Regions from separate parts of the Mus musculus genome. Here regions 2, 3, 4, 5, 6 and 7 are each linked to region 1. Evidence: chromatin loops called from intact Hi-C (ENCODE). Cell type or tissue: left cerebral cortex. All regions are shown on one strand. Region 1 has its middle 14 kb from the start of 1810073O08Rik. Region 2 holds the start of Gm35457 (a long non-coding RNA gene). Region 3 overlaps 8430430B14Rik (RIKEN cDNA 8430430B14 gene). Region 4 holds the start of 8430430B14Rik (RIKEN cDNA 8430430B14 gene). Region 5 holds the start of Gm35229 (a long non-coding RNA gene). Region 6 has its middle 9.9 kb from the start of Gm35457. Region 7 holds the start of Gm36279 (a long non-coding RNA gene).

Region 1 (4,000 bases):
CAGAGAGAAGAACCCAATAAAGTAGCCCAAAAGCACGGTTACACATCCCACGGAGATCCAGGCCTCCTAAGCATCCTCCTGAGGTTTCTTACTCAGTCTTACCAGTATCAGAATCTGCAGCATCACAGGAGCTCAGCCCTTCTGTGTGGTGGGCACCATGTCTAGACCCTGCCTGCCTGGAGTCTCTCTGGTGAGCTGGCCCTGAGGTTTACCGGGCTCCCTAGGGACCATTGCTTCACTGGGTTGTGGGGTAAAGACAGGGAACAGATTTCAACTCGTGCCTCCTGGAAACCACATCAAATGGTGCAGCTAGGAATTAATAAATAAATCTCGGAGACAAGTCAATTACCGTTCCCCTGTGGCCCTGTCCCCAGGGGCAAACAGTGGCAAGTGGTTCCCAGCCCCAGCACGTCTTCCCCAGGGCAGGACAACCACTGCAGCTGGCTTCTGTCAGATTAGCTGGGCAAGATGTGACAGGCCTCTGTCCTCTGGGGAAATCGCTCCTTTCCTGGGAGGTGGTGAGGACATTCCCAGGTTGCTCTGTTCCTGCCCTCTCCCTGCACCCTCCCAGTCTTACCGCTTTACCATTGGGGAAAAAAAATCAGACAGATTTCTTGTTGTTTTTGAAAATACATATTCATTCTACAAAGGCTGAGGGAAGCCTGCTAGCTACAAGGTAGAGGTTTTGCCAGGTTGGGGACTCTTGGAGACACAGCTCTTTCTGCCTGTGAAGAGTTTACAGTCATGCGTGTGGGCAGGATGTGTGTATCAGGCAATGTGGTTGCATATAGCAAATTTTTGTGGTTAGCAAGGAGGGGAGAACCTAGTTTAGCCTAAAAGGTTCCCCAGAGAGGCCTCTGGGAAGGTGATACGGGACAAGCTGTCACCTTGACGGGTAGTGAGTACTGCAAGGTTTATAAAGCAGCAGGGTCAAGGAATGGAGGTGAAGTGAGAGGGCTCTGAAGCAGCTGGCTGGATCCAGATGTGAAGGGGACAGAGTTGGGCTGGGGTGACAAGGGAGGGGAGCTACAGGTACCTGATGACAGGGTTTTGGGGTGTCATCAGAGAGAAAGAGAGAGAGGCAGACAGAGGGAGAGAGACAAAGAGAGAGATAGAAAGAGACAGAGACAGGGAGACAGAGACAGACAGAGAGAGACAAAGACAAGGAGACAGAGACAGAAAGAGACATAGAGACAGAGACAGGGAGATGGGACTTAGGTTTGTTTTAGCTTTGTGTACTAGGCACAAGGTGTTATTTCTACATAAACCAACTCTGTGGATCCCACCAGACTCAACAAATAGCAGTCTTCGCTCTGTTCAGCATCAGGGAAAACGAGTTCTCCAGCATTCGCTGCCTCTGAGTTTTCTCAGCTTGCATCGATTAGACAAGTCCTTTAGATTGATCATTTTCTCGAGTTTACTGTGCATAAAGATCACTTGGGACATTCAGTTAAGTGTGGCTGTTTGGTGTCTGTCATGTGGACTCGGGTCCTACATGGCTCAGCAATGTGCATTTTTAACAAGCTACGTGGATCAGAGAGCACATTTTGAAAGAAACAGTCCTAGAAGCTGATTGTATCCTCCTGGGGAACGTGCTGGGATTGAGGCTGCCGACAGGTGGCAGTACTGCATCGTGATGCTCTAATTACACCTCGGGCTTTCTTCCTTAAACTGGGATTGTTGACTGTAACTGGCCGAGACAGACAGTTCTGGGGCTTGCTGTTTTGCAAGAATGTGTAGAAATGAAACTGGGTTGGTGAGGAATGCTCGGCTACTTGTGGGGTGGGGTGAGGTGAGGTGAGGTGCTGAGGCGGGAAGATCCCAAGTTCAAGAGCTGCTTGGGCTACACAGTGAGTTCAAGGCCACCCTGAGCAGCTTTGGTGAGCTCCAAGGTGAAGTGGGCTTAGGAATGCAGCTCTCACTTAGCACCTACAGCGCCTCAGGCTTCCGTTCCCAGAACAACCAGATAAAGTAGACAAAGTAAAATAAGTTAGTCAGCAAATCTTACATTTCAAAAAAGTTTAAATTTCATTTTCAGCCAGCAGAGTTGAGCTTTCAATACAGAGAATACAGAGATCTCTTGTCAGGCATGTATTTTGATCACCTGAAATATGGATACTCCTGGGAGAGATGTGCCCAAGGTTCAGTGAACACATGGTCTTTAGTTATTATTGGTATGATTATTTGGAACGTCCTCCGTCTTTATCATGGGGTAGAGTCTCTTTTTCATGCTCATCATTAAGTGAATGAGGCAGGGATGGGAGGCCTTCCCTGGGTTTCCTGAGCAAGCCAGCGACAGGGGCGCCTCAGCTTTCAAACATAGCTCTTGGTTTATACTTGACTGACATGGTGGTCCTGGTGGCCTGGTCTAAATTGAAAACTGACTGGAAAGGGTCCAACAGCAGAGAATTGGCCATTAAATGGCTATCTGAATTAGTGACCCCTAGCGCCAGCTCTAGGGTGGCCTGTTATGAGATGATGCCCTGTCACTGAGAAACATCTCAAGCCCCTTTCTGTTTGTACATTCTTTGGGAGAGGGGGTTGATCCCTGAAAAAAAAAATCAGAGTGTATAAATTCTATGGTCTTTCTTATCCCTAGTCAGTGGTTTTGGCTGATTCTAAGTGATCATTGTTGGTACCAGACGAGATGGAGACTCTCAATTGCATCCTGCTTTCTCTGTGCCTGTTTTTAACTGCATCTCTGCTTTTCCTTCCCCTCTCTTCTCTCTCTCTCTTCTCCTCCATTTCTCTCCTCTCTCGTTCTGTGTTCTCTCTTTTGTTTCCAACAAGATCTTGATATGCAGCCCAGGATCGCTTGCCTCAGACTTAGACCCACTGAATTTCAGCCTCCCAGATGCTGGGATCACTAGAGAGAGCACCGCATCTGCCTACAGTGGCTTTTTAAAAACAGGGAAAAGGAAGGCAAGAACAATAGAAAAATCGCTTATTATTATTGTTCGCCACCATGTCATGTAGAAACCGTATCTTGAGTTAAGGAAACTTGTTGTTTGAATGATTTTTATCAGTTTCTTTCTACTTTATAAGCTTGACTTCTAGAAAAATTTGAATTATAGGATATGTTGCATTCTATCCTATAGGCTGCACTGTGTTGGAAATTCATGGAAATTCATGCTTTAGTTAGAAATTAAATGAACCAAAGTTTGTTGGCCAATGATATATTAGAAGTGAAAAAAAAAAAAACAAAAACCCCAAACCCACCCCTTACCCTTTCAGTCTCTCTTTTTGAAAGGGTCTCACTGTGTAGCCCAGATTAGCCTGGAACTTGTCATTTTGCTGCCTCAGCCTTTTCAGTGCTAGAATCCCAGATGTGTGCCACTATCTCTGGCTTTGAACTGATTATTATTTTTCTTTTAAGAAAAGAACTTTTCATTAAAAAATTTAAAACTTAAAGACTTGCAATTGAAAACACAGAATTTACCATCACAATGGTTGGAATGGGTTGTTTTTCAATACTATTCCTTAGTCATGCTTTCTCTCAGCCTGGAGGGTGAATCTTCACAATTCCTGCTTCGAGGAGAGAGAAGACAGTGTTTTGTGCTCCAAACTGATGCTCACTCACAACATCTATGCCTTATGTACAGAGAAATGGGATGAGACCTGGATGGCGAGAGTAGAGAGTAGAGAGCCCCATACCCGAGGTGGGAGGGACCTCAGGCAACAGCAAAGACAACAGTTACAGGCCGTCTTTCAAGACCAGAGCTACAGAGAAGTCTGGCTTGAGAGCTGTTGGCTTTTTTCCCCCACAGGCCCAGACCTTGTTGGGAGGAGAGGTGCGGGTTTGGCTGAGCAGACTTGCTTTATTTCTCATGGGAATTGGAAGAAGGAATTCCCCTGGACATGCCTGTGGGACCCCATGACAAGGAAGGGAAGGACAGAGGAAGTGCCTGAATTTGGCTTCCTTTAGCTGCCCCGTGCTGTCTGCAGGAGTGAGTGGCACGTAGGCCATTCATGTGAGTGAGGGCAAGAGTTTGGGAATTCT
Region 2 (4,000 bases), 60 kb after region 1:
TGTGCCCTGGCGGGGTGTGTGGAGTGGGCTAAGTGGGTGAGGCAGGGTGGTTCTGGGAAGGACACTAGCACCCTTCACCTACACTCCTGCTTTCCGATCAATCAGGGGAATGGGGTCAAAGCTCTTTGGTGCTCCTTGGTGTTGGTGACAGGGTAGGGGACGAGGGTGCTGGGGAGGACCCCAAGCTTTTTCATTACGGACCCTAAAGTCTCCGGAGGCCCTGGAGGCGAGTATGGGGCTACTTGTGTAATTGACTGTAAGGTCACCATCTTTCCCTGCTCCAGAGATCTTGTCCAAAGCTATCTCCCTTCCTGGCCTCAACCAAAATATGGGTAAACTCACACCCTCTGGGGCCTTCAACTGGAGGAGTTCACTGGAAGATAAGGAATATATTTGCTTATAGTTCTTGGATCTGAAGCAGCGCCCATAGCAAGAGAGCCCAGAGGCCCCAGGACCTCAACTCCTACTGAGAACTATGGTCAGGGGAGGGAATACCAAAGACAATAGCCGTCTGGCCACCCCACACCCACCAACTCCCAATCAAAGCAAAGCAAACAAACACCAGGCAGTTGAAAAAGAGTCATTCTGAGAAGTTGTTTCTGTTGACTAAACATTGGCTCAGTTGCTCCACCGATATGAGGGCCTGCCACGGGACTTCTGAGAGAGGGGCCATGTGCTGGGAGGGAAATGAGACGGGTCTGGAAAGAGCTACAACCAGAGCAGCACCAGGGGGACTGGCAGTGGTCAGCTGAGGGTAAGCCTGCCTTAGCCTCCCACTGACTAGCCAGATGGACTCAGAGAAAAAAACAAAACAAAACAAAATGCAAGCATAAGCTTCCTCCCTGAGCCCCAACCCCAAAGCTAGGAGCAGAGCTGGCCCACCCCAGTCACAGCCTGTCAATGCTAGCCATTTCACAGAGATGCGGTCTCCTGACTGTTACTGGGTGCCTATCGATCGATCAATCAATCGATCACTCTGCCTCGTTCCTGGTGCTGTGTCCTCTCGCCTTCTCTTTCTCCTTCTGGGATACAGCAATACATTTTCAGGTGTCTCTCTAACACCTGTAGAATTTATCTCCAGAATCTTAGATTTGTAAAGTCATACATCTTACTCTGGCTCCAAATGACTCACACTTGTCAATCTTGTTTCCCTGGTTACACACACACACACACACACACACACACACACACACACACACACACACACACACAGACTTCATGGAAACTTCCTAGGGTATGAAACAAGTCTCTTGCCTGTCACAGGCCCCTCCCCTCGCGCTCCACCTGGGTCTCCCTTTGTGGTTGGTGAGCGGTTTGGGCGCTGACCAGTTTCACTGATGACCCTTTTTCTAAGAGTGTGTGTCAGCAGGAGGAGGGACCCCGGAACACAGCTGGACACTTTTTCTCTGCCTCAGAGGCTGCCTTGGGTTTGTCTGAGGATGGGACGCGAGGGTTAAGGGCCTGGGAGACAGGAGATGTCTCCCTTAGGGAGTTCCTTCTCACATGGCTCTGTGATCAGTGGGTGGGGTGGAAAGGGAGTGTAGGGTGGGAGTACCATAAAACCTGTATCTCCCCCCCCCCCCCCCCCGCCTCAATCTCCTTCTCCTTCCCAGCTCCTGGCTCGGTTTTTAAAGTATGAAATAGAAGCAAAGAGAACAGCTGCAATGGCATCAGTACCAGAGAAGGAACATGGGGGTGGGAGGTGCAGTCAGGAGAAGCGCGAGTTACACAGGGAGGTGAGTGTTCAGCAGTAGAATGAAGAATTCTGCATCTTTTCAAAGCCAGGCAGTTACCTCCATGTTTATACAGACTCCCAAAGACCACCCGGTCTGGGCAGTGGGAGCAAAGACGAAGCCGGAAGCCAACAGAGGCCTCAAGGCCAGCAGCTCAATTCAGAGTATTCATTCCTCTCTCTTTCCCAGCCTCCAGGGTCCAATTCCACTCCTACTGTGGAGTCCATCCCTTCAAGGAAGCGGACAAGGGGCAGGAGCAGAGGAAAGATGCAAGAACGGAACTCTTCTCGCTTCCCTGTCCTGTGAGCATTTCCTCAGCAAATGCTCCCTATACCCTGTGCGACATCCTCCTAAACTCACACTTTGGGGAAGAGGCCAGACTGCTGGTCAGTCAGTACTAAGAACCCATCTGGTTTCTGGAGGGAGTGCTCAGCCCCGGGCCCTGAGCTTAGCTTAGCACTCTTACCTCATCCCCTCATTAGAGAGCCCTCTTAAGGTGGGAATTACCATTCCTCATTTACAGAAGAGGAAAAGATTTCAGGCCAGGAGGCCTGTTCAAACCACAGGGTTCTTAAATGGCAGAGTTGGGAACTGGCATCAAAGTCCTTTGTTACCCAACCCCACCACAATTCGCTCCAGGGGGCAGGGCCTGCCTCCCCTCAGAGGCCTTGTCCAGGGCAGGCCAGAGCAGACGCCCTGTCGCCCTGTCGCCCTGTCGCCAGGCCTGGCCTCTCTCTGTGGCAGTGTGGGCTGCTGTGACCCTGTTTCTGGAGGCTGTCATGTTTCCCGCAGGGGAGCAGCCGGTCCCTCTTGAGAGCCGAGCCCAGAGGCTAATCACCGGGGCAGGCCTGACTCCTCACCAGAGGTGTGAACATGCCTGGGTGTTGGGGCTGGAATGAAGCTGCTTTAATGGACAAGTTGGAATCCGTTTGTGAGCAGTAAATTGCCCCAGTCCCCAGGGCCATTTTCCATCATAAATTTAAACTATTTGACTTTGCAGAGCCCTAAGTGTTGAAGCCGTAGCTGGGGCATCAAGGAAGCTAATAGAACCTGTGGGGCACTAGGGCCCAACCCCAACAGAAACCCCAAGCCCTCGGCTTCTCCTGCCTTCTTACCCAAAGCTCCTTGTATGAACTGCCTCCCCATGTCTGGACCATTCCTCTGGCTGCTTCATGTCTCTCACAGCTCATTGCGTTACCTCCCCAAGGATCTACTCAAAAGTCTGTCTCCTGAGGGTGTGACCTGCACCAGTGGTTTAAGAGGTCCCACTACATGACTGCACAGTTGCATCTGTAAGTCTTGACTTCTTTCCCATAATCCCCCTGCGAGCACCTCCACTGGGTAGCCCCCACAGGAATCTCAAGCCCATTTTGTCCAACTTGAATTCAACATCTCCTAGCCCCATCCCACTGACAGGACCAAGCCCTGTCTGGAACCCCAGGTGGTCCCAGGTCCCACTTCTCAGCCCGAGAAGTCGAGTGTCTCCATTTTTTTTTTCTTCCTGTCTCTTCTCCATGAAATCGAAGCATAGGGAGGGGCATTTATGGCAAGAGCTTCCTGACTGTCAGCCTCTTCCAGTTGGTGCAACGTGTGGCCCTGAGTATCTATCCCAAAAGCTAGGCTCAAAGGATGTTGTTTCCCAACTTAAACACTCCTGGTGGCTCCTTGAAGCGTCCAAAGCATCAGTCACCCTCCACAGCCCCCGTGGACAAGGCTCCCAAGCCGGTTTGCCCTCTCTTGCTTCTTAGACCTTGCATTGCAGTTACTCTAGACTGGTGAGTCTCAACCTGTGGGTCATGACCCCTGAGGAGGTCAAACAACCCTTTATGGGGGTTGCATATCAGATATCCCGTATATTAGATAATTACTTTACAATTCATCACAGTAGCAAAATTACCTGACTCTTGCCTGCTCTTGGGACCCTTTTCTTCCTTCTGGGTTGCTTCTTCCAGCCTTGATAAGGAGGGCATGTGCCTAGTCTTATCGTAACCTGCTATGCTGTGTTTGATTGACGCCCCTAGGCCTGCCCTCTGCTGAAGGAGTGGATCTGGGGGAGAGGGGTGGTAGGAGGAGGGACTGGGAGGAGTGGGAGGAGGGGAAATGGTGGTGGTCAGGATATAATATGTGAGGGACATTGGGTTGTTTTTTTTTTTAAAGTAACAAAATTACAGTTATGAAGCAGCAGCAGCAATAATAAAATTATGAGGAATAAATAATGAGAAACTGTGTTAAAGGGTAGTCACAGCATTAGGAGGGTTGAGAGCCAC
Region 3 (4,000 bases), 100 kb after region 1:
CTCTCCTACCCATCCACTCCAGCTTCTTGGCCCTGGCATTCCCCTGTACTGAGGCATATAAAGATTGCAAGACCAAGGGGCCTCTTTCCAATGATGGCCGACTAGTGGATGGTCACAGTGATCCCCAGGCAGTCTGGCTCCCACACTGTCCCCACCTCTTCCACCCTCTTGCCCGTTTCTCCCCGTATTAGTACAGTTTCTCTGTGTGTGTCCGTTTCTCCCGTTATCCTGCAGTGGTCCATGCCTTAATTACTCGTCAATGTGGACAAAACACTTGGTAGAAGCAACTTAGAGGTTGAAACACGTATCTTGGCACGTGGTGTCAGAGGTTTGGGGTACATCACGGTTGCGAAGGAATGGCGGGCCCTGCTCCATCTGTGATGGTGGGAAGGTGCGCCTTCCATTCCATCCATCGTGGTGTGAGGACGGATGCGGCTCTTCATTTCACATCGTGACTGATGAGCAGAGAGCATACACTGGAACCAAAGCAGTCTAAACCGGTCTTAAACCCGAGCCGCGTGACCCGATTCCATCATCCAGGCCTCCTTTCCTAGGGGCTCTGTAGCACTCCGAACAGCACCAGGGGCAGAGACTACATGCTCGGTTATGGGCTCAAGGGGGAGGTTTCACATTGAACCCTAACAGTCCACAGGTGGAGGGCCACTGGAGGGGGCGTTTAAATGTAGTTCTGAGGGAATTTTCGTGTGAAAACCGTGGAGAGACGTAGAGCAGCCTCAGAGCCACCATTTGTTGTCCCTCTAAGAAAACGAAACAGGCACGCCATTCTCTTCAGGGTGCTGAGCTCTGAAGTCAGGACTCGTGTCCTCAAATGCGCCCCTATGTCATATGGGTCTCACCGACAGATGGAATGGATTTTATGGGCAATCATAAGCAGAGCTCAGCCAGCAGAAATCCCTGTGAACAGGGATCTCTGTGATTTAGAGAGTCCCTTCGTTATCAAGCAAGAAACACCAGGACTAGGAGCCGTAAGGTGGAGTGGGGCGGTGTGAGGGGGTGGAGTTCCCGTTAAATAGTCTCATAACACGCAGAGCAGATCGCAAACCACACAAAGATCACAAGGAAGCACCTGGAGGGGATGGCTGCCTTTTATCATGACTGTGGCAATGGATGCGTAAGCCTAGATCCCTGTGTCGTGGAATTCATTTGTGGTGGAAGATTGACCTCAGAGCATAGCAGCAGTCGCCATCTTCCTCAGAGTTGTTGTGACTACCACAGGCACCCCTCAACAAAAGCATGTCTGTTGATGTTCCCTCATAGAAAGAGGAAGGGTCATTAGACAGTCACCTGAGATTCCAGATGCCCCCTGCTGCATCCCCCTACCTTCTGCCCACATATAAATCTTATAGACCAGTGGTTCCCAGCCTCCCTGATGAGAACCACTGCTCCACTGTCGTTTAAAATATATTAACCATCACCAAAGGCAACTCTAGCGTGTCTGACAACTGCTAATGTCACTACTCCTGAATCTCAAACTGGACCCTAAAACTATTCTCTGAGGATCCAGCAGTCTGGGATAGACAGACAGGCCAGCGGAAGGCAGCCTAGTTGAAAGAGATAAAACTTCCGACCAAGGTTCTTTATAGAAGAATGATTTGGTCTGGGAATGGTGGTGCATGCTTGCAATCCCAGCTCTTGGGTGGGGGTGGGAGGTGCAGAGGCAAGAGAATCACAAGTTCAAGGCCTGCATGAGACCCTGTCATAAATACACATGAAAAGGGGACTTTTTTTTTTTTTTTTATGTCCTGAGCAGATGAGTCAGAAGCAGGAGGCAGTATCTGGGTAGAGCCTCCCACTCCGGTACCAAATATTCTTATTAAAAGGAACACTATTCTGTCTGTGACCGAGCTATTACATTCTCAATTTTTTTTTTTTAAACGAAGCCGTAGAGCAGCTGGAAAACCTGGCCCAGTTCAGTTTTACTCAGGGTCCAGGCCATCACTAAGAGACCTTAGGGGACAGAAGAGCATTATTGCTCTGTCCGTTTAATCAAGACATTACAGTAACCCCCACTGATCAACTACACAGTTGGATAGTGAGCATCTGTCTTTCCTAATGTCAAAATCTTATTCTTTACAAAATAATTTTGAAGATGTGAGTTTTTATATTTTTAGCCAACCGATTCAAAAAAAAAAAGTAAACCCTTATTTTGAAAACTTCCCAAGCTATTTACTTTAATTGTGGAGGGGGGGTGTGGTAGTTTAAATCATTAATTTTAGTTTTTTAATTTAAATTTGTTTCCCACTCTTGTTTTATGTGTGTGGGTATTTTGCTGGCCCCTGTCTGTGCGCTGTGTGTGTGAGTACTCCCAGAGGCCAGAAGGGGGCCTCCTGAGTCCCAGAGTTCCAGGCAGCCGCCATGCCTGCCCACGTGGAGCTGGGGATCCAGACCCTAGTGCCCACACTTGCACGGGGATAGTAAGCCTACTAAGCAATCTCCCCAGATCCCTGTACTGAACCAACAAGGGACAGTACATCGAGTTGCCGTGTGACCAAAGCACTTTCTGTCCAAGAGTGAGTAGAGGGTCTATCACCTCAAAGAGGGTCCTGTTGGCCCCTCCCACTTAAAAAAAAACAGCATCGTTTTTGAGAAAACTAACCATCCAGGTGCACACTAGGGTGTTGCTCAGCAGTGGGAGAGGCCATCCTCTGAACCTGCGTGAACAGGAAGTACCACACCCCCTCACGCCAAAGAGCCCGCCCCGCCCTGGAGCTCAGAACTCCCAGAGAACCTTGCATAGCTCAAGACAGTCTAAAACTGAGACGAAGAAGAGAATATTAAATCTATTAAATATCCAGGAAGTCTTTCTTGAGTTCTGGATTTTGTGCGACTGACAATACTTTCATGCATCAGGCAAAGGTCCCACTAGACACTTCTTGTTGAAGATGAAGACGCAGGCAAAGCGTAGGGCCCCAGCCCTGATGGCTTTAGAATTCAGGAAGCGGCAGGAAGCAGAGGTCAAAGGTCAGAAGAGGCTGAATTATGGGAGCAACCAAGATCAGATTCTCGGGAGCGTCTGGGCAGTGACCACTGTATGAAACCCTCCCCCACTCTGTCCGACTGGCTTCTAACTGTGGTGGCTGTGTAAGTACCTTCAGCCTGTGTCTATGTGAGTACACATGTGTTCACTAACTTGCTAACTCACACAATCTGCATTTCCACTGAAAGACCCATGGAAACATTCCTAAAAACATTTCTTCCGAGGAAGCTTGTCAGCCAGTTCTGTTCCCTGGCCCGCACCTTGGGAAGGCACCTGTTTGAGTACATATGTGCTCACGCATGCTCAAAAGCTCACGCATGCTCAGAAGCACATGCTTGCCTACGGTGGGTCAGACTCCGCGCTGGGTATGCACCCTTGGGCACAATTAACCACCCTCAGATACAGGTTGTCCGTTGGGCACAGAAAGGCAGCCCGTGGGTCTCACTTGGAGGGACATGAGACAGCCGGGGTCCCCTAGGCTCTGTGCCTCTCCAAGGCCAGTGTCTACCACAGCCAGAGCCAAACACACAGCTGCTGCCAGGACACAGGCTTCCATTGTGCCTCCTGGTCCAGGGGCACACAATGAAAGCTTGTTTCCTCCCGGGAGCCCGACACCATCCCTCTCCTTGATTCACTGCCTGGCAGCCTAGGCCAGGGAGCCCAGGGTCCTGTTTCAGAAAATTAGGGAGACTCCTCCAGGGTTGCACTCTGCTCAGGAAGTCCTAGGGGAACCCTGGTGTGATAGGGGTCCCCAGGGGAACTGGTGGTCTCCTCTGCTCTCTGGATAAGGACAGAGAAGCAGGGTGTGAGTTTGTCCTGCCCTTTAGAGATCATATCAGGCTAAGGCCTAGAGCAGACGTCCAGCTGGACCCACTGGGCCCACAGGAAGATCTCTGCTACCCGGGGCTGCCGTATTTTGCTGAGCTACCCTTTCCCCATGTGGTTGCAGGCTTGTACCACGCCTGGGAAGACAGTCTCATATCCCCATCCATTGGGATGTGG
Region 4 (4,000 bases), 94 kb after region 1:
TTACTTATTTATTTTATCTATGAATAGACTGTAGCTGTCTTCAGACACACCAGAAGAGGGCATCAGATCTCATTACAGATGGTTGTGAGCCACCATGTAGTTGCTGGGACTTGAAGGTGAAAGAGCAGCCAGTGCTCTTAACCACTGAGCCACCTCACCAGCCCATGGAGTGTGATTTTCAACCCTGCCACCCACATGCCTGTGTAAGTTCCTCTGGTGGCTTAGCACTTTTGACTCGAGACATCAAGCCTTTCTTTAAGACTCGTTGTGAATTCGTGGCTAGGCGCTTACTGCAGTAAAAGCATCTAACTCTACAATGGTTACCTAGTGTGGCAGAATGAACTGGCCTACAACTGCAGCTGCAAGTAAGGTATTCACTCAGACTCCTGGTAGTTGAGGAATTTGGAAACAGCTTTGCCTAGCGACTCTGCTTATGGTCTCCTTAGGCTGTAATAAAGATGTTGGGAGGGACTGTGGGTATCTGAGGCTGATTCCAAGGGACACCTGAATGAGGCCTCTAGCCATCAGCAGAAGACCTCTCTGTGGGGCTTCTTAAGTGTGTGGTACTGTGGATAGCTTCCCTCTTAGTAAGTCAATGTGAAATGACTTATTCACACTGGGGGCGGGGATGTTGGTGGGAGATCTTCCATGCCTACCCACAGAAGCCACGCTTTCCATGTTTCCCTTGCTCTCAGAAAGGTCATGGTGTTACAGGTCATGAGATAGCCTCTGATGAGACCAGAAAAGGCTTGAGGTCCAAACGTCGTAATAGGAGCTTTCTGAGGGTGGCCAGTTGCACAGCCAGACAGCAGCCAGGTGGAACAACCTGGGTCCCCTGACCAATCCTGAGCCGAGCTCCCTGTTGCAAAAGGAGACCTGTCCACTTATAAGATGAGGAACTCTTGGTGGCTGTCCGAGAGATGGGGCTAGCTCCTGGACACAGGGAGAAAGACGTATAGTCAGGGAAGATCATTCTGAGCTTGGGGTTCCGCTAGGGGCTCCTAGAATGGTGCCCACGTAGGTCTCCTAAGGATCTCTAGGCAATCGGGGTGGGAGATAGCACTCAGAGAAGGAGCGAGAGCATGGGCCAGGCCTGAGCAGCTGCTCTTCTGTTTGATCAGAACACTACATTTTTGGGTTCTCACCTTTGGCTATGGATTTACTCATGTGCTCATTTGTTCACTCCTGCCCAATTCTTAGGCTGTAGATATGGAGGCTGACTCTTTTCAGGAAGCTCCATTTAATGCGGGAAGCTCCCAGTACGGCAATCTACGAAGCCTAAGGGGGGGGGGGGGTGGCAATCCATGCATATGGGAGCTAACCCCACTGGAGAGTGTGGAGTAAGCCCCACCAAGTAGAGTTCCACACCATGAAAGAGTGTTGCAAATGAAGTTGGACAGGTCAGAAGAGATGTGTGAGCCAGGCAAGGGGCGTTAGAAATCAGTAAGGTCGCGCAGGAATTTAGTGAGGCATGAAGGAATCAGTCTTGTGAGATAGTAGGGTATCAGGGAAGGTGGTCCTGGAGGGGAACCTGGGTCCCCAGCTATTGCCTAGAGCAGAAACATGCCAAGAGGCCTTTAGGAGGAGGCACAAAGGTGTCAGCCCAACTCCTCAGCGGAAGATGTAGCGGAGCCCACCCTGCCCATCTCAGAGCGGCCCGGCTCCAGCGGCAGGCTGAGCCCTGCTTGCTTCTGGGAAAGAATTCTGGCCCTGAAGCCCCCGTCCCAATATTAGCTCTTACAAGAAGCCTTGAAGGAGGTTGAGGACACTGGGCTGTGGACACTGGAGGTCCAGTTGAAGACAAGAGACTCCCTTAGGGTGGCCGGAATGAGTGGAGCCGTAGAAGGCAAAGAGGAGGGAGGCGCCTCATGGTTTGCAGTTAAGCCTGCTGAGAGTCTTCTAGGCTCAGTCCATGCACTACAGTCCCAAACTGAGCATCTGTTCCCTGAGGAGCCTCCACGCCAAGTTCTCCAGTCCAATCTGCAAGGGGCACATTAGCCTCCCCAACAGCAGGTGGCGCCCTCCTGTTGAGATTAGATTTAGGAGCTGAGTTTTCTGCCCAGAAAACCTGTTGGGCAAGGGAGAGAGGAGCTGGCCTCCGGGGAGCTGGCCCCTGGGCGCTCACCTTATCCACCCACTGTAGCCCACTTACTAGTCTCGCCCTCGCTCTCCCTGCCTTTCACTTGGGTCTCGGTGCCCTTGTTCTTCATCGCTAAGGTCCTCAGGGCAAGTCTGGACTTAATGAACTTCACAAGCTAAGGCAACTCCAGGACCAGGATAGTGGGGGATGCAGTTGGCAGTGGAATGCCCCCACGGGGTCTTCTGAGCTCCCCTCACCTCCCAATGGCATTCCCCCTCAGGCCCTCAGAAGGTACTCCTTATGCCTAGCTGGGGTGTTTGCCTACGGCGAGGTGGCTCTGTCAATGAAGGACATCATAGACACCAGCATCTCTGTGCAGGGTGAACTGTGCCCACTGGTATGCCCATTGTCTCCTAATCTCCAGTCTTTAGTCCTAGAGGAAAAGCGAGGGGTGTGGAGGAGTCCCACGGGCCCCTCCAGCTCTCCTGGCACTCTGTTCACTCCCTACTTGTTCTGTCCTTGGAACTGAAGTCCCCCGACTTGCCAGGCAGAGCTGGCCTAGGCCATGCACCTGTGGTGCGCTGAAGGCTGGGCAGCAAGACATGGAAGCAGAGGGTGCCCAGTGCAGGAAGACCCTGGAAAGAGATGAGCACCATTAAGGTAAGATGTAGCAGACGGGACCCAGGCAGGAGGAGACCAGGATGACAAGGTAGGAAACTGACAGAGGTTCCTGAAGGAGGAAGAAGAGGAGGAAGGGAGGGAGGAAGAATTTTTAAGAACATTTCGAGGTGAGGCGGAAAACATAGAAGTTTGTGGGGCTAAGTGGTGGTGGGGCAGCCAGGGGGATTCTATGGCCCAGCACAAAGAAGACAACCGGTTTTGTAAGGAAGGGAGGAAGTGTTGGAACGTTAGAAGGGAGTGGCCGAGAGCTGTTATTGGAGGCAGGCACCTGTCTCTCCTCAACCCTGTGACAGACAGGTACGGAAACACCCTGAGCACCGCAGACCCTCATGCTACCAGCCTCACCCCGTGCAGCTCATAAAAGTGAAGCCGGAGCTCAAGAGCTTAACCCATCTCCCACCCACGTTCCCCCACCTCCAGAGCACCCTCCACCCTGGCGAGATAGCAGCCACCCACCCCACCTCTCTGCTGGAGTTGACAGGGTAATCAGTAACTGTTCACCAAGATGGTGTCTCAGCCAGACAGGGGGGCCTTTGTCTGATCCCAGCCCTGCTGGGAGCCCTCGCCTGGTCCTGAGTTTGCTCAGTATTAATCATTGACCAGCACCCAGGGTTACAGCCCCTCTGGAAGCTCTCAGGACTGGGGCCTTGGGTGTCCCACAGCTTCAGGCAAGGCGAGGCTGGAGTAGGGAAGGGACAAAGAGAAGGAGAGGGGAGGGCGCAGGCCCTGGGTGGGGCTCAAGGATATTCTACTACTACCTGTGCTTGCCCAGCCCGGCTTTCAGGAGAGGTCCCTTTCAGAAGGGACTGAAAATTCCCCCACTGGGCGCCTCGTCCTCTGGAGGAGTCAAAGAGGCAAATGCAATGTATGGATGAATGTTGCCCTCGAGGTGATGTGGAGCTCTCTGGAGACCCACATAGGTGTAGACCCCTCCTCTCGCCCCTAATGGAGACCAAGGAGTTAACTCACTATGTGCCAGAGGGACGAGGATGATGGTGAAGCTTGGCCAGGAGCAAGGAGGAAGGCATAAAGAGATACACATACCAAGAGCAGAGGTAGAGAGGGACACCTTCTATAGGAGCACACACTCCTGAACATGATCTCCGTTGACTAGCCTAATAGCTTATGCGCTAGGGGGCTGTTCTACGCCACGTTCACAAATTAGAAAAAGGAGACACAAGTCCATCACTTGTCCAGATCCCAGAGTTAGGAAAGATAGCAGTGACAGACTGTGTCCAG
Region 5 (4,000 bases), 51 kb after region 1:
CCTCTGCCTCTGCCTCTGCCTCTGCCTCTGCCTCTGCCTCTGCCTCTGCCTCTGCCTCTGCCTCTGCCTCTGCCTCTGCCTCCCCAGTGATGGTCTTTAACCAGGGATGCTGGGAGTTAACTCATTCATACATTCATTCCTATGACGTAAGCACTTTACCAGCTGAGCCATCTCCCTAGCTCTTGCTTTTACTCTTAGATTCAGAACCTTAACTAAGTTGCTCAGACTCTTCTTCGCTTCACTCTGTAGCTCAAATAGGATTTGCACTTGTGACGTTCCTGCCTGAGTCTCCCTCGTAGCTGGAATTACAGGCCTGGACCACCATGCCTAGTTAACCTGTCATGTCTGACTGCCTGCCCGACTTTGCTGCTCTTTCCAAGAATCAGACTGGCTAAAACAGGCTAGTTCTCAAGGTCCTGGAAGGCTCCCCTCTTTTTACCTCATGTACCCCTGGCTTCTGAGGCAGAAATTGGCTTCTTCGAGCTGGCCCCATGCTTCCTCTAGCCTTCTCTCTGTCCCCTGCCCTGTCCCCCACATTCTGATACAAGCCCAGGGATCTCTGTAAGTTCAGCAATCTCCAGTCTCGCTCCCCTCTGACCTTTGGTATTCGGTGCCCTGTGCCTGCATCCATCCTGCCCAGCCCCTCTCTAGGTCCAGGCCTCCCTGCCAGCTCCCGAAAGTTCACAAGCAGCCCTGACCATGCTTCAGCTGCATAACCTCTTCAAGTCCCTCTTAAAGACTAGCTGTTCTCTGTGAGGGCTCCGTGCTTGGGGAATGTCCTTCTGACAAAGAAGGCAATGGATGAATCTGAGTGGTTGTCATCAGCCACGCCTCCGAGACTTCTTTTGAGGTCCCATTCAGGGAAGTGCTCTGGCTGGCATGCCTGGCCCTTTGCAGCTCCCAAGCCAGTTGAGATCTTTGGTTGTTGTTGATTTCTGTTTGGGGGTGCGCATGCCATACCATGTGTGAGGTGGTCAGAGGACAGCTTCGTGGAGCTGGGTCTTCTTCTCCACCTATGCATGGGTTCCAGAGCTTGATCTACCACAATCTCAGGGTGCCACTGCCTGCTAAGCCAACTCACTGGCCCTTTAAAAAGAAAAAAAGAAAAAGAAAAAGAGAGAAGTTTAGGTTTGGGTAGTCAGGCTGGTCTGGCGGGCTTGGGGATTCTACTTATCCCTGATGACAACCAAGGGGTAGAACTAAGACCAGGGTTCCCTGACCATAAGCCCTGCAAGTGTAGCTTTGGGCCTGGCCACAAAGCAGGGGCACCAACCACATCGCTATGGAAAGAGAATGGGGAAGAAATGTCTCCAGTGCCTCACTGCAGACAGCGCTGCTCAGGGCCCTGGCCACTTCTGCATTCCGTTTTCAAAGTCCCTTAGCAGCCTGCTCCCACTCTGATTGCTGGCTTTTGGTGACACTAATGCCAACACTGTCCCAGTGGATGTTTGGTGGGACCAGGCGGACCGTGTGTGCGTGTGTGCAGGCACGAGGGGCTCTGAGGCGGTTGGAAACAAAGGCCCGGAGTGAGATCCAGGGCACAGCTGAACTGCCCTGAACTCTGCTTTTTTTGTGTTCAAGGAAATGCATAATTCAAGAACCACCCACGGCCTGGCGGCCCAGCTAAGCAGGGCTGGAATGCCTTTCCCGTTAGGAATTGTTTTTTCTAGTTAGCCTGTAACCCTTCCCCTGCCGCTCCCAGCTCCCCGGCAGCTGGGGCCTGACTCTGCCTCAGCCTTCCTCAGAGATCCACTGGGAGGGATGGATACCAAGGCCGGCGTCCTGAGACATCTCCAACTCTGTCCTACTTAGGCAGATTTAGCCAGTGGGCTTGGGGACAAATTGTGGCCTGCAGTTGCTTCTCCTACTCAGAGAGGCACTAGAGACAGCCCAGGCTGCAAAAGATGGGGTCCACATGGAGGGACCCAAGAGAGGTCTGTGTGCATGTTACAGTGACTCTCTTAGGACTGTGAATGGTGTCACTGTGGGCTAACAGAATGTGGATGGGGGAGGGAGGACTTTCTCGCCCTTGTCTAAGTGTGTCAGTGGGTGCTGTGGCCACGTGCGGGGAGGGACAGCACACTCTGGAACTGACTCAGAACCTCTGTCCACCCAGCCCTGACAGCAGCCCTTGGGGCCTTCACTCCTGGAGGAGGAGGCAGTACCACGACGTGCCCCATGTTTCTTCCCTCAGCGCCCTCAGCCTCATAGATGCCGGGGTAGAGCAGTTCACCTGAGCTACACATTTTCAACCCCAGAGGGTAAGAGGTCAGGTGTGTGACCATCTTGCTCCCATCCTGTTCCCCTCCCTGACAGCTCTTTGTACTCCAGGTTAGGGACCTCCTGCTGCTCAGACAGAGGTGGGTGTGGGAGTAGGAGGCCTGAACTCTGCCTGTCTCAGCTCTCAACACTTTCCCTTAGCACCCTGCCTTTGTCTCATCCTCCGGAGGCCTGGTCTCTGGCCAAGGAGGGGTGCTGAAGGTTGACCCAGCCCCCAGCTCTCCTGCAGGGAGGAAGGTCTTGGTGGAGCTGGGAGACTCGGTCCTATGCTGACAAAGACCAAGTCTTGGACTGAGTCGCAAGCCCAAGGTCCAGGTTGGTTGTGCCCTGGGCAGCTGGTAAGATGCACAGAGCCAGAGTGAGGTCCAGCATGGCCACTGAAGATTTGGAGCAATCAAAAGCCTTTCCCCGCCAGGACAGGAATGTAGCCGAGTAGCATTTGGGACCAGGCCTGGCAGGGCTAACACGGCCCTAATTGAGGCCCTTTTAGACTTTTAATTATAAGCAATATTTTCCCAAGCTTCCTAAATTGACCGTGGAGACCTGCTGGTGTTAGTGCCTGTGCCATGAACGAGAAAGAAGGGTGGGGATAAATGGTTGTTAAAGTGTTTGCAGCAGGTTTATTTTAGTAAAGCGTTTTGGGGTGAGAGTGCTCACACAAAGTAGAGACTAAAGTCAGGTTTCTGGAGTTTGGAGGCACACGCCTGCAGGCATCATCAGACACATGGGTGGAACCTGAGCTTAGACAAACACCTGCAGAAAAGCACGCAGTGCAGACAGTTGCATAAACAAGCTGGAAATCCCTCCCCCGGCACCTGGAAGCTTCAGAAAGGAGAAGGCTGGTGGCTCCACCCACCTCTCACCTTGGCCTCCTCCCAGGCCTCTAGGCTTCGGAGGCCTTCCTAAGGCCGGCAATCAGAGCCTCAGAGCCTCACAGCAGGGTATTTCTGCTTGTGTTCAAGTCCCAGGCAGGCTCAACTGTCTGGGAAGGAACACAGAGCCTTTGTGGGGAAAGAGTAGTCAGCCTTCAGCACTCCAGGTAGTCTTGAGGCACCTTCCTGGTGAGACAGTCTAGTAGTCTGAGGAACAGCTTGTCCAAATTACAGAGGTGGAGCCCTGAGGTGCCTCCAAGAGGCACAGGGTTGCCCACCTTTCATCAGAGCTTCCAGGGCAAGCTATGGGGTTCCCACAGTGGGCCTGGCGTCTAGCCTGTCTCTACACTACTGGTCACCCGTTCTCCCTCCACCTCAGGTACTTGATGCCTTTGCTGTAACATTGAACAGTCAGTACTGGGCTCTGAAGGCGCCAGAAGCTAGAAAGAGCAGACACCTAGACAAGAGTAACTTTTCGTCTCCTCTCTGTCCTTGTTCTTCATGTTCCATACCAGTCCAACCCAGGTAGACACCAGAACCCCTCCTCTTGTCCACCGATGAGTCCAGGAATGGTCACACGTAGGGACTCTGAGAGGGAGGGAGGCCAGAGACAACCTTGCCTGCTCTAACAGACATCGTGCCAAGAGTACTCTGCTGTCAGAACAGGGTGAGACACAGGGAGCCCAGAAAGCAGACCCAAGATCTTCCAGCCAGGATTTGAGCAGAAGGAACTTTGGTGGCTGTCGCAGGCCAGACCGTTGCTATTGTCCTTATCTGGGGCTCCTGATTCTTACAACACGTCATCAACGGCCTCTGGAGTCAAGGGGCCCCGTTGTTCCTCCCCAAGT
Region 6 (4,000 bases), 70 kb after region 1:
TAGCAGTATGCTTTTATTGAACTCAATATATAAAAATGTAACTTTAATATAGAATCATTATAAAAATTATTTTGCTTTTTGGCCAATCTTTTGATATCCTTTAAAAAAAATTCTTACCAGCAATGTAAATTTGACTGCTAAAATTTCACAGCAACCTCATCTGTGTTAGGCTTAATGACTTCTGTCACTTCCATGGGACCTTCCCTTTCACAGGCTCCTAAATGGAGCCGGACAAGCCAGGGCATTCTGGGAGTTAAGCAGCTCCCATGGCAGTGAGCTCACAGAGTCCTTGGTGAGGAGTTGACAAAGGACACTCAGTCCATTGTTTCCCTAGAGGCGCGCTCCCGGAACAGCAGCTGGGCTGGAAGAGCAGCAGTGCTCAAAGGGAGGGAGGCTGAGAAGCAGAGCAGGGAGAGCCCCCTCTTTCTGTAGAGTAGAAGTGGGCAGGGCACAGAAAGGGGAGACAGGTGGGTTTCTATGGGCTCCTTAAAGCGTTCAAGCAGACAGTTCTCCAGTGTCACAAGGTGGCCTGGCTTGCTTCTCAACGGCATTCCTCCTGAGCTGGAACAAGGTAATTGTTCCCAATACCAGATCTTCTGACCACCCAGCATAGGTGGATTCAGAGGCCCCAGGAATTCCTCCAGGAAGCCTACCCTTAACATGTCTTCTAAATCACATGCGGTCTAGGATCAATGGACACAAATCTGGGCTGAGCAGAGCTTGGGCAGAGGCCAGAAGGAGAGGGTACCCAACCTGAACAGAGGGGCGGGACAGTCGTTCCTTGCTGGCATAGACAGACTACAGAGACCCAAAGAAAGTCAGAGGTCAGCTTAGATCAACCCTTAGGTAGTTAAAAGAAGCAGACCAAACACAAAGTGTGTGTACGTGTATGTGTGTGTAGGATGGGGAGGATCCTGGTTGTCATGGTACTGGGGCCCCTGAGCCAGGCCATGAAGGCTGAGCTCAAGCAGGGGTAAGGCTTTGAGAGGAAACTGCAATTAAAAGACCAGCTGTCAAGAGGTCCCCACAACCAACAGTGAAGAGACCCTCAACTAGGACACGGGCACCCAAGCAACTTGACTGCAGAACCTGAAGATGCCATGGACTTCCTGTCCTTTCTGTTAGGGAAGTCAGGGCTGAAGCCCATGTAGCCCAAGGCCATCTTCTTATAGAGGAGAGACCAAAGCAGACTCAAAGTCGAGCTGGAACTAGGCTAGTCCCTCAGGCTTTCTCATTGGTTTTCCATCCCACGTGGTCCCCCATCCCACACATGGCCCCCCATCCCACGTGGTCTCCTTTCCTACGTGACCCCACATCCCATGTGGTCCTACATCTCACATGGTCCCCCATCCCACATGGCCCCACATCCCATGTGGTCCTACAGCTCATGTTCTCTCTTTCATCCTTTCTCAGGATTGAGCTCTTTTTTATGATTCCCTTTTCTGGTTAGGAAATATTTCCTGTGCATGGTTGATGTTAGACACATCAGAGCAAACTCCTAGAATGGTTGGCCAGGTGTCACCAGGTGTTGGCAGACTAGGGGCATAAAACAGGCAAAAGTCACAGGCTATAGGTCTTTGAGATGGCTACAGTCGGGTGGTGGCATTTGGAACATGGAATAGGATTCAAGTGACAGGGCTGACCCCCTGAGGGTGAGCCTCTTCCTGCTCACCCTGAGTTTGTATTCACAATACAAAACTCTGGCAACAGGTGGCAGTGCTACTCCGTCCTGAATCCAAGATGGCTTGCCAGGAGATGTTCTGAAATGCATTCATTCGTTCATTCGTCCCACGAGTATTTATTGAGTGTTTACAATGTGCTGGAGACATTTCTAGATCCTTGGGATACAATATTCAATGCAGGAAAGAACTGCCCTCTGGGAGCTTCCTCCTCAAGCAGGAAGACAGCGAGTAAAAGAGAAACACATCTGGTGTGTGGTGTGGTGAAAGAGAGAACAGAGCCTAGGGGAGAAAGCTGAGAGTGTGGAGTTAAATCCGAAGGCAGAGATGAGACGAGCGGCATTGAAGGAGGGGTGGGGCTGCTGCAGAGGCTGGAGAGGAAGGGACGGGTCGTCTGCAGGGATGGGGCTTACTGGAGTGTGGGTTTGTTACTCTATTCTGTACTTGTCTTGCTGCTGTGATAAAATGCCTCAGAAAAGGAACTTAAGGAAAAGGGGTCTACTCTGGTTCGTACGTAGCCTGAGGGTACCGTCAGAGTGTGTCAGGGAAGCCTGGCGGCAGGAGTCTGAGGTGGCTGATCTCACCGCATCCACAGTCAGGAAGCAAAGAGACAGCAGATGCTGCTGCAGCTCACCTTGCAGGCTCCTTTCCGTTCAATGTTTGACCTCAGTCCATGACATGGTACCACCCACTCTAGGGTGGACCTTCCCACCTAGTCAGCCTAATCTAGATAAACCCTCACAGGCAAGCGGAGGTTTGTTTTCCTTGGTGAATCCCAAACCAAGGAGTTACAGTCGAAGAACCGTCACAATTACACGTGTCGGATGAGGAAGACTCACAGTCAGAGAGGAACAGACACTGTCCAAAACGAGAAATCGAAATTTGGAGGGCGCTTTGTCTCACCTGTCCTGTCCTGATGTCCCATTCGGTCCTGGGACTACGTCCCCTCAATGCGGCAGATCCACAGGCTCAAATCCTGCCTGCTTTCCTTTCTAGGCACGTTTTGTGACCAACCTTTAGTTATTGTGTGTAGTTATTGAGGTCCTGAGAGTAAAATATTGTTCAGGATGTATATCAACCCCACCTCCACCCTGCCCATTATCTATGAAACTTGAGAAGGTATGGATCTCAGGAGTTCTAGCAAACAAGGAAGTCCCAAAACAGAGGGTAGCTGGTGCCCGACGATAACCTTAGAGGAGAATGAGTGACTGTCTTAGTCTGTAACAGAATGCCGCAGGCGGGTGGTTTATCATGAAAGGAGAGTTACTTCTCACAATTCAGGAGACTGACACTGAGGTATCCAAGAGACCTTCTTGCTACATCATAGCATTGTTGGGATATATATATATATATATATGAATGAATGAATATGGCAGAGACAGAGGGAGAGAGACAGAACAAACTTTTATTTTATAACAAATCCATTTCAGAGGGAACTAGTCTATCTACTCTCTCAACAATGGCATTAATCCACTCATAACAATAGGGATCTTGACCTGTTCACATCTTAAAGGTCCTGCTTCCTGTCCCTTCCCAGCAGTAGCTACATTTCAGTAAATGTCACATCGGGGAGAGAACATTGAAACACTGGCAGATGGAGCACTGTGAGGATGGAAGCAGTGTGTGTGTGTGTGTGTGTGTAGCCACTTTCCCTGCCCAGAGCGCTTGTTATTAGAGACCTTCTCTTTTGTGAAGCTATTTGCTTGGCTTTTGAGACAAGTGCCCACTATGTAGCCCTCACTGGCTTTGACCTTGCAGCCCTGCTTTGAGCTTTCCTGTTCAGGTAGCCTGAGAACATGTTCCCTTTACCCGCAGATTGGTTCTGAGACAAAGATACATTACAGGTAAAGTCATGCTTATGACTCAACCTGCAGGTGCCAAAGAATCTCTTTCTCCAAGGCTCAGGGCAAAAAAGTCTAAAAGACCAGGGCAGCACAGAGGTTCTGGAACCAATGCCCAAAGCCCAAGAAGGAGATGCTGGCAAGATGATGCTAACTTGTAGGGGAAAAAGACCAAACAAGCAAAGAAAATCACACTCTCCTGCATCATTCAGATCTTATGCGACTTCAGGCCTGGGCTTAGCTAGCTCTGTGACAAAGGCCAAAAGATGATCCTTCCATGGTGACCCACCTTAAGTGTATGTCTTTTGGAACCGAGTTCTGAACAATGAGTGATGCTTGAACTAAAATACAATGGAGTAAAATTGTGAGCCAGTGAGACCCTAGTTTAGTGCCCCATCCTCTAAGCACACTGTCTGCTGGGTAGAGCTGACTTCAAGGTAACTGTACAAAACAGCTCAGTGAAAGGCTAGCTCACATTAG
Region 7 (4,000 bases), 290 kb after region 1:
TGTGCCTGCTGGTTGGCCTGGCCTCCTCTCGGGGATGTGGGTGCAGCTCCTAGCCAAGGCTTCCCGCCTGTACAGCCTTGGCCTGTCGAATCCTGCAACCTTCCTCCTTCTGCTGTGGGAGGCGCGGCATTGAATCTAAGCTTTGTGTGAGCTGCCGGAGGCGAGGCGGTGATTGCTGAACCACCACCCAGGTTGGGGGAAAGAGGTCCTCATTCGGTTGCCTTTAGTGCAACTCCTACCAGCTTTCCATGGAAAAAGCAGTCCCAGAAGGCCCCTGGCTCTTTTTGAGAGGGGTCTCACACACACACACCTCCACACACCTAGCGACCCCCACCCCCACCCCGTGAGGCCCATCTGGTCAGGTCCAGAACCCTTTATCCCTACACTTCATACTGGCTGCCAAAAGCTGGAGTTGGGCCCATGAATTCACCCAGCTGGCAGTCCGGGTTGCCCTGGGTGGAAGGCCCAGTAGTTGCCAGAGAAGGCTGCTTGACCAACTACATCCTTCCCATGTTGCTCTTCCTGTCTGGTTGACCCAGTCCAGTGTGCACTTGGGCTGTATCAGTTAACCTTGAAGCTAAGGAGGTAGATCTGTCACTCAAAGGCTCCTGAGTCCAGGTGCATTTGGCCACACTGCAGTGCATGCTGCCCCTGTAGGTAGAGCCAATGGCTGCCAGAAGACTGTAGTGTCTTGGACGTAGTGCTGAGTGGGTTGGGTACGGTGGTTCATGCCTATAGTCCTAGCACTAATCACAAACTGTGGTGAGTTTTAGGCTAGCCTTGCACAGCTTAGTGTGAGAGTGAGACCATACCCCTATAAAGGAACAAAGCCCTCACCATCTTATATATTAAAGCAAACTGGCTTTTGGCTGTGGTCTGAGCAAGGGGCCACCCAGATCTTAGGACCCTCAAGTGTAGTGACTTAGGGAAGATGGCTGCTTCACTCTTCCCACCCACGTTGCTCTTGCCCCTATTACTGCTGGGTTCTGTGGCTGAAAGGACCCCAAATGTAAGCATGAGGCTGTGACTAAGGTTTTCCTGGTTTCTCTCAGGAAAGCATGCAGCAGTCGTTCCCCTAGCTACTGCTAGCAGGATTGCAGATACAAGCCCACCTGTGGAGCCATCCATCCCTCCTGTCCTCCCAGATTGGCCACAGCCAGCCAAGATCCAAGTCTGGGGTAAGTCCCAGCTAATGGCAGACTTGGTAGGATGGACTTGGAGATAACATAAGCCTGCTCTGAAACATGCTTTGGGACAGCATGCCTGCCAATGTGAGATGGTTTTATTGTCATGTAACTGCTTTTATTTCATTTTAGATGGAAGGGGAGAGGGAAGGTTGGGTCCTGTTCAGAATTAATCTCCCAAGGTTGTCACCACCAGCCCCTCTCACCAACTAGATCTTAAAGTAGTGTAATGCTGGGTATAGTGGTGTATGCCTGGAATCCTGGCACTCAGGAGGCAAAGGCAGGAGGATTAACACAAGTTTGAGGCCAGCCTAGTGTAAATAGCAAGCCTGACTCAGAAAACTAAAAGCAAAGCCCAAAACAAACTAAACAATGTTAGGTTTTCAATTTTTCATCAGCAGTGGGTTGCACTGCCTAACTAGGTAATTACTACAGGGCCACACAGACCCCAGGGTGCTGAGTGTTTCTAAGACCACCCAGGGGATTTCTGTTCCTCTTCATGGCCAGGAAGGACACAGCTCCTGACTTCCCTCTCCCTGCGTACAGGTCTCTACTCCAGCACAGCCGTGTTTCTGTGGTGCAGGATGGTTTTCTTCTGAGACCAATTACATGTGAAATGTCAGCGTCTCTGCAGGAGGAGCTAGCATATAGAATGCCTCTCTCCCTTTTCCTCATGATTCTAAGTGACTACTCACTGAGAAGTATCTGAACATAGCTATAGGCCCTACAAGTTCCTTCTATGGCTGGCATGGTCTTTGTGGATAACTGGGAATGTGGATCACACTACAGCAACACATCCACGCCGTGAATTGAAGGCAAGCGTCTGCGGGTGTCACGTACTCTGGAAGCACACGTAGCATGGTAAGCTGGGCCACATGATGCGGCTCAGTGGATAAACGTGCGTGCTCTGCAAGCCTGAGCCTGAGTCGATCTCTGAAGCCCATGCAGAGGCGGGAGGAGAGAGCTGGCTCTATAAAGTTGTCCCTCAACTTCCTCAGACATCCATGCTGGGGCATGGGTGCCCTCCTATCATGTACAGGTGCTGATAATAGTTTTAAAAAGTTTTAAAAGAGTAGGCTAAAAGCGCTAGACCAGCAGCATAATGTGTGCAAGAGCGCCACCTGCTGGTGTTCGAGGATGCCAGCTGGGCTGGGCCTGAAGTGACAAACCCTTCCGGTTTCTATATGGAATCACCTAAAGTGGGTAAATGTGTTTCTTGGCACTCTGCTGTCTCCACCAATCACAGGACGGTGTACAGTGGTGGCACCGAATGAATTAAGCATTTGCTCAGGCTTCCCTTTCCCCAGGCTCTGTCCAATAGCTGAGGCCAGTGATGGGTGACAAGGGTTCCTAGCCTTCGCAGGCATTTCTGGGTAAGACAGTGGGGACTCTTAATATGGACCACTGAAGGACTTGGGCAGGTAGATAGTAAAATGCAAGTATTTGCATGTTGTAGGTTCTTAATATTCCCAGAATCAAACATACCCTTTACTAAAATGGAATAAAAGTTTATAAATATGACCAAATAGGTATTTGCTAAACAAAACCAAACAAAAGAGCACTGTGTGTGTGTGTGTGTGTGAGAGAGAGAGAAAGAGCACTGTGTGTGTGTGTGTGTGTGAGAGAGAGAGAGAGAGAGAGAGAGGGAGAGAGAGAGAGACATGTAAGCTAAGACTGAATTCAATGCAGTCAGTGTATGGGGAAATGGGCGCTGGCTTTGGGATAGAACTGACTAGTTCAGGCCTGCAGGTGGCTTGCACCTGGAGACAGTAAACCTGCAGACAGCAGCTTCACTTCCTAGGTAGCTGCAACTAATTGGGTTGCCTTGAATGAGTGTGCTGCAGACAAGGTCCTCAGTAGGAAGGGACAGAAGCCTAGACTCCCAGAAGTGGGGAGGCACCTGAGGAAAAGAGTTTCAATTGGTGTCCACCATGTATGTGTCTTGCAGACCTGAGCTGAGGCCCAGCCACCTTTCTTCAGCATGCTGCTTCTGTTCTTGGGGCCATTACTTGTCTCCATTCCCTAGGGCAGTCTTCGGCTCTGAGACCCTCCTTTCCTTCCAGGCAGGCCAACAGCCTCAGGACAGCCAAAGTCCTTTCCTCCTGAATGCGCAGCCTCGTGTATTCCACTGTCTTCAAAAACTCAGCTGAGAGTGGAAGTTCTCTGAAGAGCTGAGAGATGAGGTGACTCTGCTCTGATGCTATCCTTTGCAAGTGACAGAGCTTCTGGGAGTGAGGGGACTGCCAGCCAGATTGACAGAGGAGATGGAAGAGTTGCCTACACAGGGATTTCACGAAGGTCAGAGTCTCAGCCCAGAAGTTGACTTCTGATTTTTCAAAGATATGCTCTTCTTCCCCCTACATCAAGTGACAAACAGCCAGAGTAAGTCTCCGAGGAGTCCTGTGGAGCCAGGCACAGCACTAGATGTGGGAGCTGTGTCTATTCCTGACAGGGCCCACTGGGGCTGTCAGCGCCCGTGCCACAGCACTTGCCGCTCTGAAGGTCACCTTCTACTTTCACTCAATACCTCTCTCCCAGCCGGACCACGACCTTTGATAAAGATGTGAATTAGCTCCAAGCCAAGATACTTGGGGAACTGGTGGTGCGGAAGTGGGTCTTAGGTTTTAAGGTGTACTGAGAAAAATCTTAGGTTTTAAGGTGTGCCGAGAAAATTCAGAGGAGGCACAAAGGAAGTCTGGACAGCAGAGCAGAGAGTTACTGGGACATGTGTGATAGCAGCACAAAAGAGACAAAATTTCTAGAATGCTATGGGGGTTTAGGGTCATTTCATCTAAAACACTTTGTTATATCATCTT

The links. Peaks named below come from ENCODE experiments on the same cell type or tissue, not always from the same donor. Only the 100,000 strongest peaks of a DNase experiment are listed, where the experiment ranks them.
Region 2: a loop joins it to region 1, with 2.2 times the contacts of the local background. A loop is called at or near these places in 16 of 42 quality-filtered maps.
Region 3: it touches region 1 in a loop (2.1-fold over the local background); 4 of 42 quality-filtered maps call a loop at or near these places.
Region 4: a loop joins it to region 1, with 6 times the contacts of the local background. A loop is called at or near these places in 5 of 42 quality-filtered maps.
Region 5: a loop joins it to region 1, with 2.2 times the contacts of the local background. A loop is called at or near these places in 11 of 42 quality-filtered maps.
Region 6: a loop joins it to region 1, with 2.4 times the contacts of the local background. A loop is called at or near these places in 15 of 42 quality-filtered maps.
Region 7: it touches region 1 in a loop (7-fold over the local background); 24 of 42 quality-filtered maps call a loop at or near these places.

What each region holds. Positions count from the first base shown.
Region 1 is chr17:83,901,938-83,905,937 of GRCm38, forward strand. No RefSeq gene overlaps it. Among named protein-coding and RNA genes, the nearest start is that of 1810073O08Rik, 14 kb to the right of the region's middle. In left cerebral cortex, a CTCF peak has its summit at 1,610 (motif pointing right); a DNase peak (open chromatin) is centred at 1,640.
Region 2 is chr17:83,962,354-83,966,353 of GRCm38, forward strand. Gm35457 (a long non-coding RNA gene) reads left to right here and starts at 1,622. Exons shown (of 3, transcript XR_385836.2): 1 at 1,622-3,025. In left cerebral cortex, no CTCF peak of the experiment used is centred here; a DNase peak (open chromatin) is centred at 1,722; H3K27ac peaks cover 258 bases.
Region 3 is chr17:84,005,867-84,009,866 of GRCm38, forward strand. All of the region lies in intron 1 of 8430430B14Rik (RIKEN cDNA 8430430B14 gene), which reads left to right. Among named protein-coding and RNA genes, the nearest start is that of 8430430B14Rik, 9.3 kb to the left of the region's middle. In left cerebral cortex, a CTCF peak has its summit at 2,314 (motif pointing right); a DNase peak (open chromatin) is centred at 3,550; H3K27ac peaks cover 828 bases.
Region 4 is chr17:83,995,966-83,999,965 of GRCm38, forward strand. It overlaps 8430430B14Rik (RIKEN cDNA 8430430B14 gene), which reads left to right and starts at 2,587. Exons shown (of 2, transcript NR_130994.1): 1 at 2,587-2,740. In left cerebral cortex, CTCF peaks have their summits at 46 (motif pointing right) and 2,006 (motif pointing right); a DNase peak (open chromatin) is centred at 2,018.
Region 5 is chr17:83,953,051-83,957,050 of GRCm38, forward strand. It overlaps Gm41638 (a long non-coding RNA gene), which reads right to left. Exons shown (of 2, transcript XR_003952366.1): 2 at 1-1,086. Gm35229 (a long non-coding RNA gene) reads left to right here and starts at 1,077. Exons shown (of 4, transcript XR_385830.4): 1 at 1,077-1,934; 2 at 2,117-2,273; 3 at 3,532-3,819. In left cerebral cortex, a CTCF peak has its summit at 1,622; DNase peaks (open chromatin) are centred at 803 and 1,571; H3K27ac peaks cover 3,446 bases.
Region 6 is chr17:83,971,882-83,975,881 of GRCm38, forward strand. No RefSeq gene overlaps it. Among named protein-coding and RNA genes, the nearest start is that of Gm35457, 9.9 kb to the left of the region's middle. In left cerebral cortex, CTCF peaks have their summits at 361 and 1,713; DNase peaks (open chromatin) are centred at 323 and 1,784; H3K27ac peaks cover 863 bases.
Region 7 is chr17:84,188,791-84,192,790 of GRCm38, forward strand. Thada (thyroid adenoma associated) reads right to left here. Exons shown (of 38, transcript NM_183021.3): 38 at 1,266-3,541. The coding sequence ends at 3,161. Gm36279 (a long non-coding RNA gene) reads left to right here and starts at 3,398. Exons shown (of 4, transcript XR_385852.4): 1 at 3,398-3,482. In left cerebral cortex, CTCF peaks have their summits at 1,100 and 2,314 (motif pointing left); DNase peaks (open chromatin) are centred at 497 and 2,317; H3K4me3 peaks cover 286 bases; H3K27ac peaks cover 625 bases.